Linked DNA regions of Homo sapiens: region 2 is linked to region 1. A link is a loop called in an ENCODE intact Hi-C map of the cell type or tissue named here. Cell type or tissue: mammary epithelial cell. All regions are shown on one strand. Region 1 overlaps C2CD2 (C2 calcium dependent domain containing 2). Region 2 overlaps RIPK4 (receptor interacting serine/threonine kinase 4).

Region 1 (8,000 bases):
TAAAAAGTAAAAAAAAAAAAAAGTAATAAAAATGCAAAAAGATCACACTAATGGCATGGTTTATTTTGTGCTGTGGTTGGAGCTAGATTCTGGAGGCCAAATGAGGTTCACTCTGGCCTCTGCTGCGTCAGAGCTCCATACCTTGGCCAAGTGACTGCACCTCTCTGCCTCAGTTTCTCCTTCTGTACAGTGGGATGATGCTTCTGACACAGGAGCATGGTGAGCTCTCATGAGAAGGGATACAAGCTCTATACCCAGGGCCTGGGCACACCTGATGCCATCACATGCCACAACGTGTGCCATGCGGGGTACTGCACGGGCACAGGCCTGCCCTGCTTCCCACAGCCCTGCACGGGAGGGGCCCCTACACAACAGACACAGACCCTGTGGCTCAGAGAAAGAAGGAAGTGCCCTAAACGAGCCCAGATCCAATCAGGGTCTCCCTGGCTTCTGAGATGGGCCTTTCCCCAGACTAGGTGGGTTATAACTTTTATTTAAAACTTTCAGTTCCAGCTGATGGTTATACCATTGGGAGCCTCCATTTACTTAGAAATGAAACTGAAAACAGACAACTAAAGCATGTCCAGGACTCCTGGCTCCACACCATGCCAGGCGACATCACTCAAGTCTCCAAAGATCACCAAGTGTCCAGCTCAGCTCCTGCCCTCATCAGCAAGTTTTCCAAATGAAAGTTACGTTGAAAGCCACAGTTACCATACTGTAACCAGAATTCAGGCAGTGGCTGCTAGCAGAGTATGATGAACAAGAGCAGGTCTGGTATAAAGACAGTGACTTTGCATTCCAAAGCTTAGCTTAGGGGAAGAACAGGCTTCTGCCTTAAGGGTACCCCTTTGCTTTTGGGGCAGAAAGCAGGCACTTTCAAAAGGGGGCTTGGCATGAATGTCATGAAAGGGAGGAAGCGAGCAGGTGAGGGTTCACCTAACTTGCTTTGGCGCCTTATCTATTGAGTGTCCAAGCTGGTGACCAGTGGTGCCTTAGTGGACAGGACTAGATTGTAACAGCCGAAACTCTTCCGGTGGGAGAGAGTTTCATCATGGGCACACTCTGGGTTATAAATCGACTGTTCTCTCTCCAGGCAACCTCCTGGTGGGTGAGGGTTTCATTCTGGAGCACCTGAGCACATGGTTAGGTAAGCTTTCCCGGTAGGCAGTTTCTGGTGAAAGGGAGGTAAGAGGCTATAATTGCATTTCTGAAGGGCTAAGTAAAAAGTGGGGAGCAGGGGGAAGTGGAGAAAGAAAAGAGAAAAAAATAATAATAAACCAACAATAACTCATACTCTTTTTCTTAGAAAATGGGGGTATTCAGGGCCAGGCACAGTAGCTCACACCTGTTATCCTAGCACTTTGGGAAGCCGAGGTGGGCGGATCAAGAGGTCAGGAGATCGAGACCATCCTGGCTAACATGGTGAAACTCCATCTCTACTAAAAATACAACAAATTAGCCGGGCGTGGTGACACGTGCCTGTAGTCCCAGCTACTCAGGAGGCTGAGGCAGGAGAGTCACTTGAACCCGGCAGGCGGAGGTTGCAGTAAGCCAAGATTGCGCCACTGCACTCCAGCCTGGGCAAGAGAGTGAGATTCTGTCTCAAAACAAAACAAAAAAAAAAAGAAAGAAAGAAAGAAAATGAGGGTATTCGGTTACAATATTTCCTAAAAGAAATGCAACTCTTTTTCAGTGAGTGACCTGTCACAGCACAGTTCCTAAGCCCTGATTCACATTCATCTTTTTACTGATGTGTGGACCTCAGACCCCCAGGGAAGGGGTCATGAAAAGCTTCTGAACCCCCACGTGCCAGGGAAGGGCTGTGGCTGAACCTGCGGGGGAAGGGCTGGCTCTCAGGTGGCTTGAGATATGGAAATAGGAATTTCCTCCTTCTAGGTCAAACATTCTGGAGCAAACCTCTCCCAAGACATGAGGAAAGACAACATAGGTAGAAACTTGTTACTCTTGTGTAAGAAGGTAATTGAAGTCTAGGAGAAATAAATGCACTCGGTGCATGTTGGGACTAGAAGAGAATGCAGAGAGAGCCCCGGAGAAAAGTTTAAAGGCCATGCTCTGCTGCCTCCAAGCCAGCCCTCACTGGAGCCTGCTCACAGCAGCCGTGGGCAGGAGCGTGCTTCCACACCCGGTCTGAGCAGATACCCTGCAAGGCAGGCACCCAGGAGAATTCCCTTAGGAAAATGCCACAGCCCTGCAGGGCCTGCTGCCTGTGATAAATATGTGTTTGGTCTTTGTTCCTGATGCCTGGCACAAAGCTCTGAAAACCCTTGGAATCTCCCGAGAGATAAGAGCGTCTTTTGAGAAGAGTGTCTTTTTTTTTTTTTTTGAGACGGAGTCTTGCTCTGTCGCCAGGCTGGAGTGCAGTGGCGCAATCTCGGCTCACTGCAACCTCTGCTTCCCAGATTCAAGCAATTCCCCTGCCTCAGCCTCCCAAGCAGCTGGGACTACAGGCGCGTGCCACCACGCCCAGCTAATTTTTTGTATGTTAGTAGAGACGGGGTTTCACCATGTTGGCCAGGATGGTCTTGATCCCCTGACCTCGTGATCCACCTGCCTCAGCCTCCCAAAGTGCTGGGATTACAAGCGTGAGCCACCATGCCTGGCCAAGTGTCTTTTATATGCTGACAAAAGGGCTGTTGGGGGGGACCCCAGATAGCACCAGGATGGGGGCTGGTCACTTGAGAAACTTTGAGCCCCACCTCCAGCATCCCACTACCCCACCTCCAACATCCCACCACTCCACCTCCAACATCCCACCACCCCACCTCCAGCATCCCACCACCCCACCTCCAGCATCCCACCACCCCACCTCCAGCATCCCACCACCCCACCTCCAGCATCCCACCACCCCACCTCCAGCATCCCACCTCCCCACCTCCAGCATCCCACCTCCCCACCTCCAGCATCCCACCACCCCACCTCAAGCATCCCACCACCCCACCTCCAGCATCCCACCACTCCACCTCCAGGGAGGGCAGAGGGGCTAGAGGTCGCATTCAATCACCTATGGCCAATGATGTAATCCATCATGCCTAGCGAATGAATCCTCCATAAAAACCCTGAAAGGATGGGTTTGGGGAGCTTCCAAGGTGGTGAATACATCAAGGTGCCGGGCGGGTGGCTCGTCCAGGCAGGGCATGAAGCTGCTGGAGTCCCTGCCCTCCCCCTCCGCCCGCCTAAGCATCCCTTCGATGTGGCCGATCCTGAGTCATATCCTTCACAATAAACTAGTAATAGTTAGTAAACTGTTTTCCTGAGTTCTGTGCTATGAGCCGCTCTAGTAAAATATGTGAACCTCAGTGGGGTGGGTTGGGGAAGTCTGCCATCTACAGATAGTCAGAAGAACGGGGGCAACCCGGAGCTTACGCCTGGTGTCTGAAGTGGGGGCCGTCTTGCGGGACCTAGCCCTGGGCCTTTGGGATCTGTGTTAAGTCTGAGTAATGTCAGAATGGAGTTGAACTGTAGGACACCCAGTTGGCACCAGAGTTGAAGAACTGATAATCGGTGTGAGAAAAACCCCCACACATTTGGTGTCCAAAGTGTTGTGAGTAAACATAGTTGAGACTGCTCCTGGCCGCAGCCGCGGCTGGGCCGGGTGTGGACTCTGCACTTATCTATCGTTGGTCCTGTGGGATGACTCAAGCTGCTCCAAGTTCTGGAAGACCGCACTCTGTGTAGACTATGCAGAGAGGGTTTTGCAGATGAACCAGATATTTGCAAAGGTGATGACTTGGACACACCGAGGCCTTCAGGGTGGCAGGAGAAAGTCCAAGAAAAAGGCATCCAGTGGGCACGGCAGCCAGTTTCATTGGGAGAGGGACCCACAGGGAGACTCCAGATGGAACACCAGTCAGGGGTTTGTCGGCGGAGAGGAGGTGGGGAGCTCAGGCCAGCCAGTCCTCGGCCTTATCCTTCCGATCAGAGATGGCATTACATAACAGACAGGCTGGGTTCCGGCGGCCTTGTCCCTGTCTTGGCTCAAATGCCAACCACATGTCCCTTGTCAAGGCTGAGTTAGAAAGATAGGAAGAGGCAACCTGACACCAAAGTGTGAGCTTTGAAAGGGAGGGGCGATGCCCTGGAATGAGAAGTTCCTGTTTCTTTTCTACCTCTTATTTGTCACAGGTCCTCAAGTTCTGTTACAGTTTTTTTTTTTCCTTCTCAAGAATTATGCCCAGCTGAGGGAACACGAGGCGGTGCAGACACGGAATTAGGTGTAAATTTGGAGACCATGGGGGTGTGTGGCTTAGATACCAGAGAAGAGGAACACCACTGTGAACCCGCTGCCCTACACGGCAGTTCTAGGGCTGAACTCACCGAACAGTGTTAACAAAAAGAGGCCTTGCTGTCTTATCATTTTTATTTAACGCACGAACATTAAGCAGTGTCTCACCCTGGACATTTTACAAGAGATTAAGCTGGCTGGATGCCTTTGCAAAAACAGTGCCCTAAAAATGTGTCATGTTTGGCCAAGATGCTCATCCAAGAATGGAAAAGGCCATGTACACAATCCAAGCACCCGAGGGTGTTCTACTCCCAACTGACCCTTCCCAGGAGCCCGGGCAGATCCCAACAGGACTTCCTCCTTGTGGGTATGCATAGGATCCAGGCTGGCAAGAGCGACCAGGCTCCTCCTCCCGCACTCACAGCCCCGTGAAAGGGGAGGGGAGGGGAGGGAACCCGTCTACTCAACTGGTGGGCTCACCCCACCTCAAAGGACAGTGTGAGCCACAGCCACGACAAGGCAGTGGCAAGGGCTCCTTTCCTCATTTGGCCACAAAAACATAAAAGTCAAGAGCTACGTGGAAAATTGTTGCAAAACAAAACAAGAGTCCGTGTGTGTGTGCTTTTCCTCCGGCAGGAAAAAGCTTCCGAGAACACTGTTAACAGCAGCCTCATCCCAGCAGGCGGCAGCAGGAGATAGATGGTTAAAAAAAAAAAAGTTTGGACATTTTTATTTTTAACTTTTTAATGACCATGAACTATTTCTGTAATTATATCAAAACAAATACAATTTAATCATCCACTTTCACCAGGTGAGGTGGCTCACACCTATAATCTCAGCACTTTGGGAGGCAGAAGACGATGGATTACTTGAGCCCAGGAGTTCAAGACCAACCTGGGCTACAAAGTGAGACCCCATTTCTACAGAAAAAATAAAAAAACTAGCCGGGCATGATGCTGCATGTCCGTAGTCCCAGCTACCGGGGAGGCTGAGGCAGGAGGACTGTTGAGCCCAGGAGGTGGAGGCTGCAGTGAGCAGTGTCTGTGCCAGTACACTCCAGCCTAGGCGACAGAGTGAAACCCTGTCTCAAAAAATAAAAAACAGTCCACTTCCTAAGGCTGCTTTTCTGACACTATGTATCAAGATCCTGAAACATGTGCTAGTCCACTTCCTAAGGTTGCTTTTCTGACAATATGTATCAACATCCTTCAAAATGCACGTACTCTTTCTCAAGTACCTCTACTCTTCTACTTCTAGGAACAGTGAGGAAATAAACACATGAGCAAAAATAACAACAGAGGTAGGAGAAAATATTGAGCCCCGCACAGGCTTGGCATTGCTCCATGTGCTGTACCTGTGGTAACTCACTCCATCCTCATAGCCCGTCTAGGGGGTGGACAGTATCCTCTACCTTTACAGGTGAGAAGCCGAGCCACACAGAGGAAGAGAAAGAACGGAGCAAGGAACCATGCTCCTAACCAGGACAACACGGCTGCTGCTTCACAGCCTTGCCTCGTTTTTTTTTTTTGCTTGTTTGTTTGTCTGTTTGTTTGTTTTTTCTGTTTTTCCCGAGTAGAGTCTGGCTTTGTCGCTCAGGCTGAAGTGCAGTGGCACCATCTTGGCTCACTGCAACCTCCACCTCCCAGGTTCAAGCAATTCTCCTGCCTCAGCCTCCCAAGTAGCTGGGATTACAGGCGTGCACCACCATGCTCGGCTAATTTTTGTATTTTTAGTAGAGACGGGGTTTCACCATGTTGGCCAGGCTGGTCTCGAACTCCTGACCTCGTGATCCACCTGCCCTGGCCTTCCAAAGTGCTGGGATTACAGGTATGAGCCACCGCGCTGGCCAGCCTTGACTCTTATGTGTTCATTCATTAGAATTTTAGGGGAATTTTAGTAACATGGGGGAAAGAATATAAATGGAATATAGTGTAAATTGTAGCAAAAAATAAATGCAGAAGCAAAAGACTGGCAATGCACACCAACACATGAACAGAGCTAATCACCAGTTCATGCAACTACTGTGTGTTTTTATTAAATATTCTTCTGTGTCTTTCAAGTTTTCATCAATGAACTCGTATTGATTTTATGATAATAGCGGAATTCCTATGTTTGAGACAGAATGGAACCATGGCAGCCTGAGGTCTGAACTTGCCAGAGTGTGGGAGTATCTGCAAACTGCAGCATGCCCGTCTGTGCTTGCTGAAGCCTGACCCCCACAGCCAGAAAAGTTCTGACACTGAGGGCCGGGCGCGGTAGATCATGTCTGTAATCCCAGCACTTTGGGAGGCCGAGGTGGGTGGATCAAGTGGATCAGCCTGGCCAACATGGTGAAACCCCGTCTCTACTAAAAATACAAAAATTCACAGGGCGTGGTGGTGCACACCTGTAATCCCAGCTACTCGGGAGGCTGAGGCAGGAGAATCACTTGAACCTGGGAGGCAGAGGTTGCAGTAAGCCAAGGTCGCGCTCCAGCCTGGGTAACAGAGCAAGACTCTGTCTCAAAAAAAAAGTCCTGACACCTTGAATGGTGCTGGGAAAACTGGCTATCCACGTGCAGAAGAATGAAATTAGACCCTTATCTCACACATATATAAAAATCAACTCAAAATGCATGAAAAACTTAAATGTGAGACCAGAAACTATAAAACTACTAGAAAAAAAAACATAGAAGGAAAGCTTTAAGACACTGGATTGGGCAATGATTTTTTTTTGGTATGATCCCCAAAACACAGGCAACAAAAACAAAAACAGACAAATGGGACTGCACCAAAACTAAAAACTCTGCACATCCAAGGAACCATCAACGGAGTGAAGAGACAACCTACGGAATGGAATCCCATATTTACAAGCCATTTATCTGATAAGCGGTTAATATCCAAAATAAATAAACAACTCAAGTAACTCAACAGCAGGAAAACAAATAACCCAATTAAAAAATGGGCAAAGGATCTGAATAGATGTTTCTCCTTTAGATGGCCAACAGGTCTATGAAAAAGGGCTCAACATCACTAATCATTAGGGAAATGCAAATCAAAGCCACAAGGAGATATCACGTCAAACCTGTGAGAATGGCTATTAGCAAAAATATGAGCAATAACAAGTGCTGGTAAGGATGTGGAGAAAAGGGAACCCTTGTATGCTGTTGGTGACAATGTAAATTATTCCGGCCATTACAGAAAACAATATGGAAGCTCCTTTAAAAATTAAACAGAGAACTACCATATGATCCAGCAGTCCCACTACTGGGTATACTGTTAACCCTTGAACAACGTGGGTTTCAACTGCACAGGTCCACTAATACATAGATTTTTTCCCACCTCTGCCACCCCTGCTACAGCATGACCAACCCCTCCTCTCCCTCCTCCTCAGCCTACTCAACGTGAAGACGATGAGGATGAAGACCTTTATGATGATCCACTTCCACTTAATGAATGGTAAATAGATTTTTTTCTTCCATATGATTTTCTTTTCCTTTTTTTTTTTTTTTTTTTTTTGAGACGCAGTCTTGCTCTGTTGCCAGGCTGGAGTGCAATGGTGCGGTCTCGGCTCACTGCAACATCCACCTCCTGGGTTCAAGCAATTCTCCTGCCTCAGCCTCCTAAGTAGCTGGGATTACAGGCACACACCACCATGCCTGGCTAATTTTTGTACTTTTAGTAGAGATGGGGGGTTTCACCATGTTAGCTGGGCTGGTCTTGAACTCTTGACCTCGTGATCCACCTGCCTCACCCTCTCAAAGTGCTGGGATTAT
Region 2 (8,000 bases), 180 kb before region 1:
TTTTTAGACATTTTCGGTCACACCACAAAATATCATGAGTAGCCCAGAAATGTCTTTAGAGGAAAAGGGAATCTGTCCAACAAAGCTAAAAAGTCCTGGATTTTTATGATAAGTAAGTCAAGGTGTGACAACTTTGAGGATGGTGTTCGGAATGGTGGCTGCCTGGCTGGGGAAGCAAACACCACAGCTCTCAAGCTGGGCAGGGGTGCCACTCCTGCAAGCAACTCCATGGCACTGAGCAGCTCTGGAGGTTGGCTGCGCAAGCACGCGGGTACATGTAATGCTCCTGAACTGTATGCTTCACACGGCTGACATGCTAAGTTTTGTTCTGTGTATTTTATGACTATTTTTTTAAAAAGTAAACAAAAAAGAATTAGCTGGAAATACCAGCACAGGCAAACCCCTGGAGACAGAAAGCAGGTGAGTGGTTGCTGGGGCTTGAGCAGGAGGAAGGGCGAGGGACTGCAGAATGGCCATGGGCTTTGCCTTCTAGCATGATGAGAATGTTCTGGAATTAGACAGTGGTAACGCTTGTTCAACACTGCCAGTGTAGTTAATGTCACTGAATTATACACTTTAAATGGCTAACATGACCAATTTTATGTTATATATATTTTACTACCACAAAAAAACTAGCTGGCACCTAAAAACATTCCATTGAACAGGCCCCTTCAGATCTGTGTCTTTTCCTGCATGCAAATTACACCACAGAGCAGCACCTATGGCAGCGTGGATCACAGGCTCTGTTTTAGGATAGAGAAAGGACAACAAGGTGTCCCCCCATTATTCCAGGAAAGACAAGCACATTACACCTCAAAGACAGGTCCACTCACCTGCAAACGGCTTCTTCTGTGTGAGCACGCCCCAGATGACGATCGCAAAGCTGGAAGAGAAACCAGGCACGTTAGCATCTGACAGCCAGAGACTCAAAGCCAAATGCACTCATGCACAGCAACAGGCGTGAAGACACCTGTTCTGAAGCCTTCCAAAGACAGAGCCATGACACCGAGATATTTCTCCTGTTTTTAAAAAGAGAAAATTCTCTATAGTGAAGCCCAGCATGTTGATAGCTCAGATGTCAGACAGACTCAAGTAACTTCGCCAACTGGGCTACAATCTTCAGGCAGCTTGAGGGACTTCCAAAGAGGGTGCCACCCTATGCGGGGCGTGAGCTCCTGGGGAACAGCGCCTGTGTGCCTCACTGATATCTTCTCGCAAGCACCAGGCACAGAGCACCTGCGCAGGCATTTACTGAAGAAATGGATGAATGAATGATGGGCAACTCCCATGCCCTCCCCCAACAATGATTTCATTCTCTGAAAACACGGATTCTGGTTCTGATCAGCGTTCCTAACGTAGGCTTGCTGAGATTTCAGCGTTCCTAACAGAGGCTCACTGAGAGTTCATCATTAGAGGGTTGTTAAAGAAAGTGCGCAGAAAACGTAGGAGACAACACAGCTGAACGCCCCAAAGCCTTTTTCGGGGGCTGCTTAGAAATATATAGATAATATGAGGGATACGTTCATGTACATTACTCTGGATACACCAAAAAAAGTGCCCAAATTGATTAAAAAAAAAAAAAAAAAAAAGAAAAGAAAAACAGAAGTCCGAAAACTGAGCCTCCAAGGAGCACTGAGTTGGTGAGGGCTGTTTATAGACAACGAATTCACCATCGAAAATTAGTTCAAACGGCAGGTTCAAAAGCTGGAACTCCAAACTCTAAAATAAATGGAGAGGATCTCAATCTCCCCAAACTCTACAAGCTGTGACTAGTCTCCAAAGTGACACTTCCAGGCAACTCTCAGCTTAAAGCCCCAGCTAAGCACATGCACAATGGCCACTGTCAAACCAGTCAGCCTGGGCTGCTGGCGGCGGCAGTGACCAAAAGGCAGAGCTCACATGCGGGGTCCGAGTCACAGTGCTGCTGGATAACAGCCACAATGGGAGGCTTAGTGCCTGCTCACACGCTCCCACCCACTTTTCTTCTCCAAGAAGTCTGTGTGATTAAGACCTTTACAATTTGAAAAAGGAAGGGACTAGGTGACTTGGGGATTGATCTCTGACCAACAAAGGTTAAGTGCCATGAAGAAGATGAGCTGCTCGCCTCACAAAATCAGAGTGAATTTCGGAAAGTACAAACACACATGCGTACAGACCACTGAAAGCAGCAGGTTCTTCCAACAGACAAGCCATAAAGCCCACGGGTCATGAAATCACCAAGGCTCTGACAGGGCAGGGCTGTCAGCCTGGCCCAAATGTGGACCTGGGAACACCCTTCCTCCTTGGCTAGCAACACTCACAGCAAAGAAATCCCTGAACTCTACAAGCACCCACCCCTTCTATGTGGACTTAGCCCCCTTTCTGTTTGTTTGTTTTTTAGACAGGGTCGCGCTCTGTTGCCCAGGCTGGAATGCAGTGGTGCAATCATGACTTACTGCAATCTCCACCTCCCGGGCTCAAGCAATCCCCCAACCTCAGTCCCGAGTAGCTGGGACTACAGGTGCACGCCACCAAGCTGGGCTAATTTTTGTATTTTTTGTAGAGATGAGGTTTCACCATGTTGCCCAGGCTGGTCTCAAACTCCTGGGCTCAAGTAATCCTCCTGCCTCGGCCTCCCGCAGTGCTGGGATTACAGGCGTGAGTCACCGCGCCTGGCCCGAGCCCCATTTCTGACTGGCAGCAAGAGGCCTTTCTGAAAGCTGCAGCTCAGGGCATGAAGCATTGAGGTTGAGAGCCCCTGGCACCCACAGGGGATGGGGGGCGGCATGTCACACACCTGTATACATCGTGCTTGGTGTCGAAGAGCCGGCTCTTCTCCCTGATGCGCTCTGGAGGGAGGTAGGCGATTGTGCCAAACAGGCCATCCATGCTGAGGTCATGCGAGTGGGACAGCCCGTTGCACTTGGCCAGACCAAAATCAGAAATCTGCAACACAGCCATCAGAGCGGGGCTCATTAGCCTGCAACAGTGATATTTTATGATGCTTTATCAAAAGCTCCCTTCTGCAATCTCAGAGGGTGGGTGAGAGCTTTCCAGGAGCCCCTAAGAGCCGTGTCTGTGCCTCTCCAGGTAGCCCTGCCCCAGGCAGGGAGGGAGACAGATTCTGGGGCAGAAGCAAGCCTGGAGGCATTAGGAGCAGCACATTTGACGGGCAGGTGAAAGAATCGTACTGTAAGGAAGGAGTTATCCGGGACAGAACTGCAGAAGAATTAGAATCCACCTTCTGTAAAGCATCATGTTTGCCATGGTGGTTGAGAGCCGGCTGAGCCGGCATAAAGGGAAAAAAACAAGCCTTCGAGGGTTCAGGTAAAGAGAGACACATGTGAAGACCAGGTCTGCTCCTAGAGAAGTCGGGGAGCAGGTTATGCAACCTGCCAGCTGGGGAGGCTGGCGGGCAAGTGGCTGCAAGTCCTTTAAAGGGAAACACAGAAACACACCTTCAGAAGCCCTTTAAACTTTAAAGCAAACAAAACACACGCCTCAGAGCCCCGTCCATCTGGAGTGTTTTGTGATCAGCAGACACTGGCTGGCTGCTTCAAACACATGTGTTCGAGTGAAGGTCTGATAAACACCTCTGCTGGCAGCGCCCGGGCCCCAAGGAGCACCGGCCACCCAGCTCCTCCAGGAATGCCCTCAACGTCCGCATTCAGGGGAGGCAGGTCTCAGGTCTCCTTCGGGCAAAGGTGACCTTGGAGCTCACTGGGGAGACTTCACAGACCCCCGGTCTGACCTCTCTCGGGGGCATCCCCTTTCCTGCCAGTGTCCTACCCTCTCCAGTGTAACTCAGTCCCCTTTGAAGCTGCTGAAAACCGTATGTGGGATGAAGACACAAGTCATCAGCATTAATGGGACTCTTGATCCAGGGGGAGTGCTGCTCTCAACTTTCCTTCAAGGCATATGGATTTTTTTAAAAACCCTTTTCATTAACTCTTGAGCTCCTCTCAAACACACCCATGGAGTGACAGGAAATGAGGCTGAGTCAGGCCTTAATTCTGGGCTGGCCATGCCCATGTGGTGAGCCAATAGGGCTGCTGTCATCAGCACCAAACAGCTGGGAGAATTTATGACCTGTGACTCGGGCTTCCAGGGATCCTGAGCACATCTGCAGGGAGGTAGGGGGGAAGGCCTGCGAGCAGGGACCGGCCCTCCTTCTCTGCAGCCAGGAGCACCAGGACAAGGCCTCGACTCCAGCGGCTCTCATGTCCTCCCACTTCCATTTCTCCCAGGGCCTTCAGGCCTGCACCGCCCTTGAGAGCCACACTCTGCACTCCAGGGAAAGCGCCAGCTCCCCAGAGGAACGCCATCACCCGACCCTGCAAACCCCGGCGGCTGCTGGACGCTGGGACACAACAACGGGTCCTAACTCTCCAAATAGCTCCAGAGCACAGGAAGTTTCAGTTCAACAGTCATCAGTGGCTTGAAAGCCTTCAAATTCAGAAATGGGCTGAACAATGAGAACACATGGACAGAGGGAGGGGAACATCACACGCCGGGCCCTGTCGGTGCGTAGGGGAAGAGGGAAGGGAGAGCATTAGGACAAACACCTAATGCATGCGGGTCTTAAAACCTAGGTGATAACCTAGATGGTGGATGGGTGCAGCAAACCACCATGGCACATATAAACCTATGTAACAAACTGGCACATTCTGCACATGTATCCCGGAACTAAAAGTAAAATAAAAAATAATAATAAAAATAAAGAAAGCATCACATACTTTCTAGGCAATTCCTCCTCCCCCTGTATGGTTGAATGTAGGAAAAAAATATCTCCCTCCCACGGTTAGTTAAGGATCAGACTCACTGTTCTAATCTTGCCTGTACAAGTTAGTAGCTCCGTGGCCCTGGACTATTAGCCTCTCTGTGCCTGTTTCCTTTTTTCATAAAAGGAGGCAATAGCAGTACCCATCCTGTAGCTTTGTTGTGAAAATTAAATGACATCTGAGATCATTAAGAAAGAAAAGAAAAGAAAAGAAAAACGACAGGGGTGCAGAGATCTCAGCCTGGTGCTTCCCCAGGCCTGCAGCCTTTTCTCCTCCTGTCTTTGTCAGATAGAGCCAGCCACTCCAAACTATACTTGGTGAAAAGAAAACGAGCAGAAATTCTCTGTAAAACCTCTGGCAACAAAATGCAAGCTCGGAATTGAGAATTCTAGGAGGGTCACTGACCCTCTATGTTCTCCTCCCTCCATGTCTCGGACTCCTGGCCGGCTGCATTTCCCCTCCGCCTTTCCTCATCTTCCCACCCAAGCTGCCCCTCACCCCGTGTCCTCAACAGCGAGCTACTGTGGCATCCACTCTGACCAGCAAATGCTTCAAGAGTTACAAACACTCTCATCAGCACCCGACTCTGCATCTCCAAGAGCTGAGGGCTCACAGCTGCCCCCAAGCACATGGCCCTTCAACTTCAAGGTCCAGCTGTCAAGACTAAGAAAGCAGCCTGCCGGGGTTTTGCTGCCTCTAAAAGAAAGACACAGCAGAACGTGACCCGCGTGTGACCCTTTGAAAAGCGTCTGTTTTGGGCTAACTGGACATATAAATGCAGCCTGAGATTTTAAACCAAGTTATTTCATTTTTAAGTTGAAATTGATTCCAACTAGTATCTTAATATTGGTATTTAGTATATGTAATGTTGAATAATATCAAGCATTAATTTGATACTATTACTTTGTATACTATTTACATTTAACTGCTTCATGAAGTAGACAGTTGCTGTGATATTTCCAGTTTGAATCGAGCCCTGAGCACTGAGGGAGCCCATCTCAGAGGCGAATGGCAGCACTGGAATGGCAACTTAGGATCTAATTGCAGGATTCTGGATTACAGTTTTCCTGCATTGAATAACTGTCTACTGAGGACTGCCCAGAAGCCCAGTGGTCAGTCCATGCAAAGCTTCCACACTTCGTCTTCAGGAACAAAGGCGCTGACTCTCAGAACCCCGACACACACTCCCTGCTGCACTCTACGCACACCAGTAGCTATTTCACAGAAAAAATAAGTATGTCACGTAAAGGTATTTTTCGGTTTGTTTTTGGGCTTCTTGATGGTGACTAACATGCCTGATTAAGAAGGACGCCACACAAAAGCAATCTTTCCTGCGGCCTGTCAGGGTACACAGGGCCCTAAGATGTCCCAGGGGCACCACACAGAGATGTCCTGTCACTTCCTGGCCAGCACCCAGCGTGCCTTCGACAGCAGCCTCCCTGAGAAAGCAGTTCCAGGCAGCATCCGCCCCCTGCAGCTGTCCTGAAAGACAGGGAAGCCCTGCTGCCTGCTGCCCCTGCAGGAAGGCCCAGAGCTCTCTGCGTCTCTTGGGCTGTTTCCTTCACCTAAAGGCTCTGCTGCTGCCTGCCCCGACTCCTGAGGGCAGAAAAGCCCCACCCTGTGTGAAGGCCCAGCCCCAGGAGCACTCCCACCCCCTCCCACAGGGCCGCCTCTAGGCCCAGCCTGCGGGCCACACACCCTGCCCCCAAGTGACTGCTACGTGCAGTGGTCATTTGGTTTCTTTCATGTCAAGCACAGTGGCAGGCCAGGTGGAAATCAAGGTCTCTGCTCCGTGACTTACAGCTGGACGATCCTGGCTGCTAATTTACTCACTCTAAGCAGAGACTCAGCGAGAACCAGAGGCCACCGTCCACTCTGCACCTCTGCTCTGAGGATGAGGGCAGCTCCCGCAGGTGAAGCCTCTAGCATGTCCTTTCCGGTATTCAGTGCACGTTGGACGGCAGAGCTTACTAGTCATTAGGGCCCCAGAGCCTGTGCTACCTAGAAACAAGCCCGTAAATGTTGGCGGGAATGGGGGGTCCGCATGTGAGGCCCAGCCCTGCCCATCACAGGAAACGGGAATCCCAGGGGTCCCAGAACATAAGCAGATGCGGGAAACCACCAGAGAGCCCGTTCAAGCCAAGTCATTTGATTTTTGTCTCCATTATCTCAATTTCCTACTTCACTTCGCAGGACGGTGCTTCATCTTCTAGCTGAAATCTTATTACTGCGCAACACCTACCTAAGAGACAACTTATAATTACTGCCCGAAGTGAAAAATTGACCTCCTCACCACCGCCCTGGCTGAGCAAGGCACGCGAGATGCACTCGTCCGCAGAGTCTGGGCACAGGGAGCGGCCGTGCGCATGCCATACGAGCCACCGCTCCCGTCCCACCCAAGAGCTCAGGGGCAGGGCCGGGCCCTGAATTCAGGTCTCTCCTAATTAATGGTCAGGCCATCAGAGAGGCCTGGAAGTGCTGTGCCACCAGGAACAGTAGCACAGCCAAGCCAGGCAGGGGACTCCTCTGCTTGTCCCCTGCATGAACTACATGGATCCGGACCATGGCTCTCGGCTCCTTCTCACTCCCAGGGCAGACACCAGTGTCATGTGGACCAGCCTATCACCCTGGGCCTCCCAAGAGCATGTGAACATCACCACGTGGGGAAAAACTACAACGCGCCAGGTGTAACCACCACATGTCAACGACAGTACAACCCTAGCCACGAAGGCCATCAAAGGAGATACAAGGAAATACAGCCCTGATGCAAAGGTGATGATGCTAACACCTGCCAAGGCCCAGAGGCAACACTGGTTTTCAGTTACATTATCTCTCTTACTTTTCTGTGTTTCAAAAACCTATCAGCGAAGCAAAAGCAAGCTCCATCTCCCAGGCGTTGCACTAACGCAACACGCTGCCACTCCGCACTCTACGCAGGGGCAGACAGAGGCAACGAGCCCCTCCTCACAAGCCTCTTTCCACAGCACTTTGAGGACCCCACTGCAGAGGACCCCCACATTCCCACCACCCCGAGCTCCTGAAAACACTGAGGGAAATGCGTCCCTTTGTTGCAGAGCCTAAGGTCTCGCAAGGACACACCTGGCCCACGGGCTGAATTCTAACCTGATTTCATAAGACCAAAACCCACAAACCCGTAATCTTTTTCCGGAATGAGTCATATGCCAAGATTTGGGGGAACAGCCCCCATGTTCACCAAGCTACCCTCCAGCTACATGGCGT

The links. A loop is a pair of places that touch in the nucleus more often than their neighbours do. Peaks named below come from ENCODE experiments on the same cell type or tissue, not always from the same donor. Only the 100,000 strongest peaks of a DNase experiment are listed, where the experiment ranks them.
Region 2: a loop joins it to region 1, with 5 times the contacts of the local background. A loop is called at or near these places in 2 of 110 quality-filtered maps.

Annotation. Positions count from the first base shown.
Region 1 is chr21:41,929,095-41,937,094 of GRCh38, forward strand. All of the region lies in intron 2 of C2CD2 (C2 calcium dependent domain containing 2), which reads right to left. Among named protein-coding and RNA genes, the nearest start is that of SNORA91, 15 kb to the right of the region's middle. RefSeq lists an enhancer at 544-623. In mammary epithelial cell, CTCF peaks have their summits at 3,349 and 4,908 (motif pointing right); DNase peaks (open chromatin) are centred at 1,997, 3,187, 3,607, 4,737 and 1 weaker place; H3K4me3 peaks cover 399 bases; H3K27ac peaks cover 4,590 bases.
Region 2 is chr21:41,748,321-41,756,320 of GRCh38, forward strand. It overlaps RIPK4 (receptor interacting serine/threonine kinase 4), which reads right to left. Exons shown (of 8, transcript NM_020639.3): 3 at 2,777-2,925; 4 at 834-883. Among named protein-coding and RNA genes, the nearest start is that of MIR6814, 5.5 kb to the left of the region's middle. RefSeq lists an enhancer at 4,521-5,312. In mammary epithelial cell, a CTCF peak has its summit at 3,374; DNase peaks (open chromatin) are centred at 3,441, 4,031 and 7,932; H3K4me3 peaks cover 254 bases; H3K27ac peaks cover 864 bases.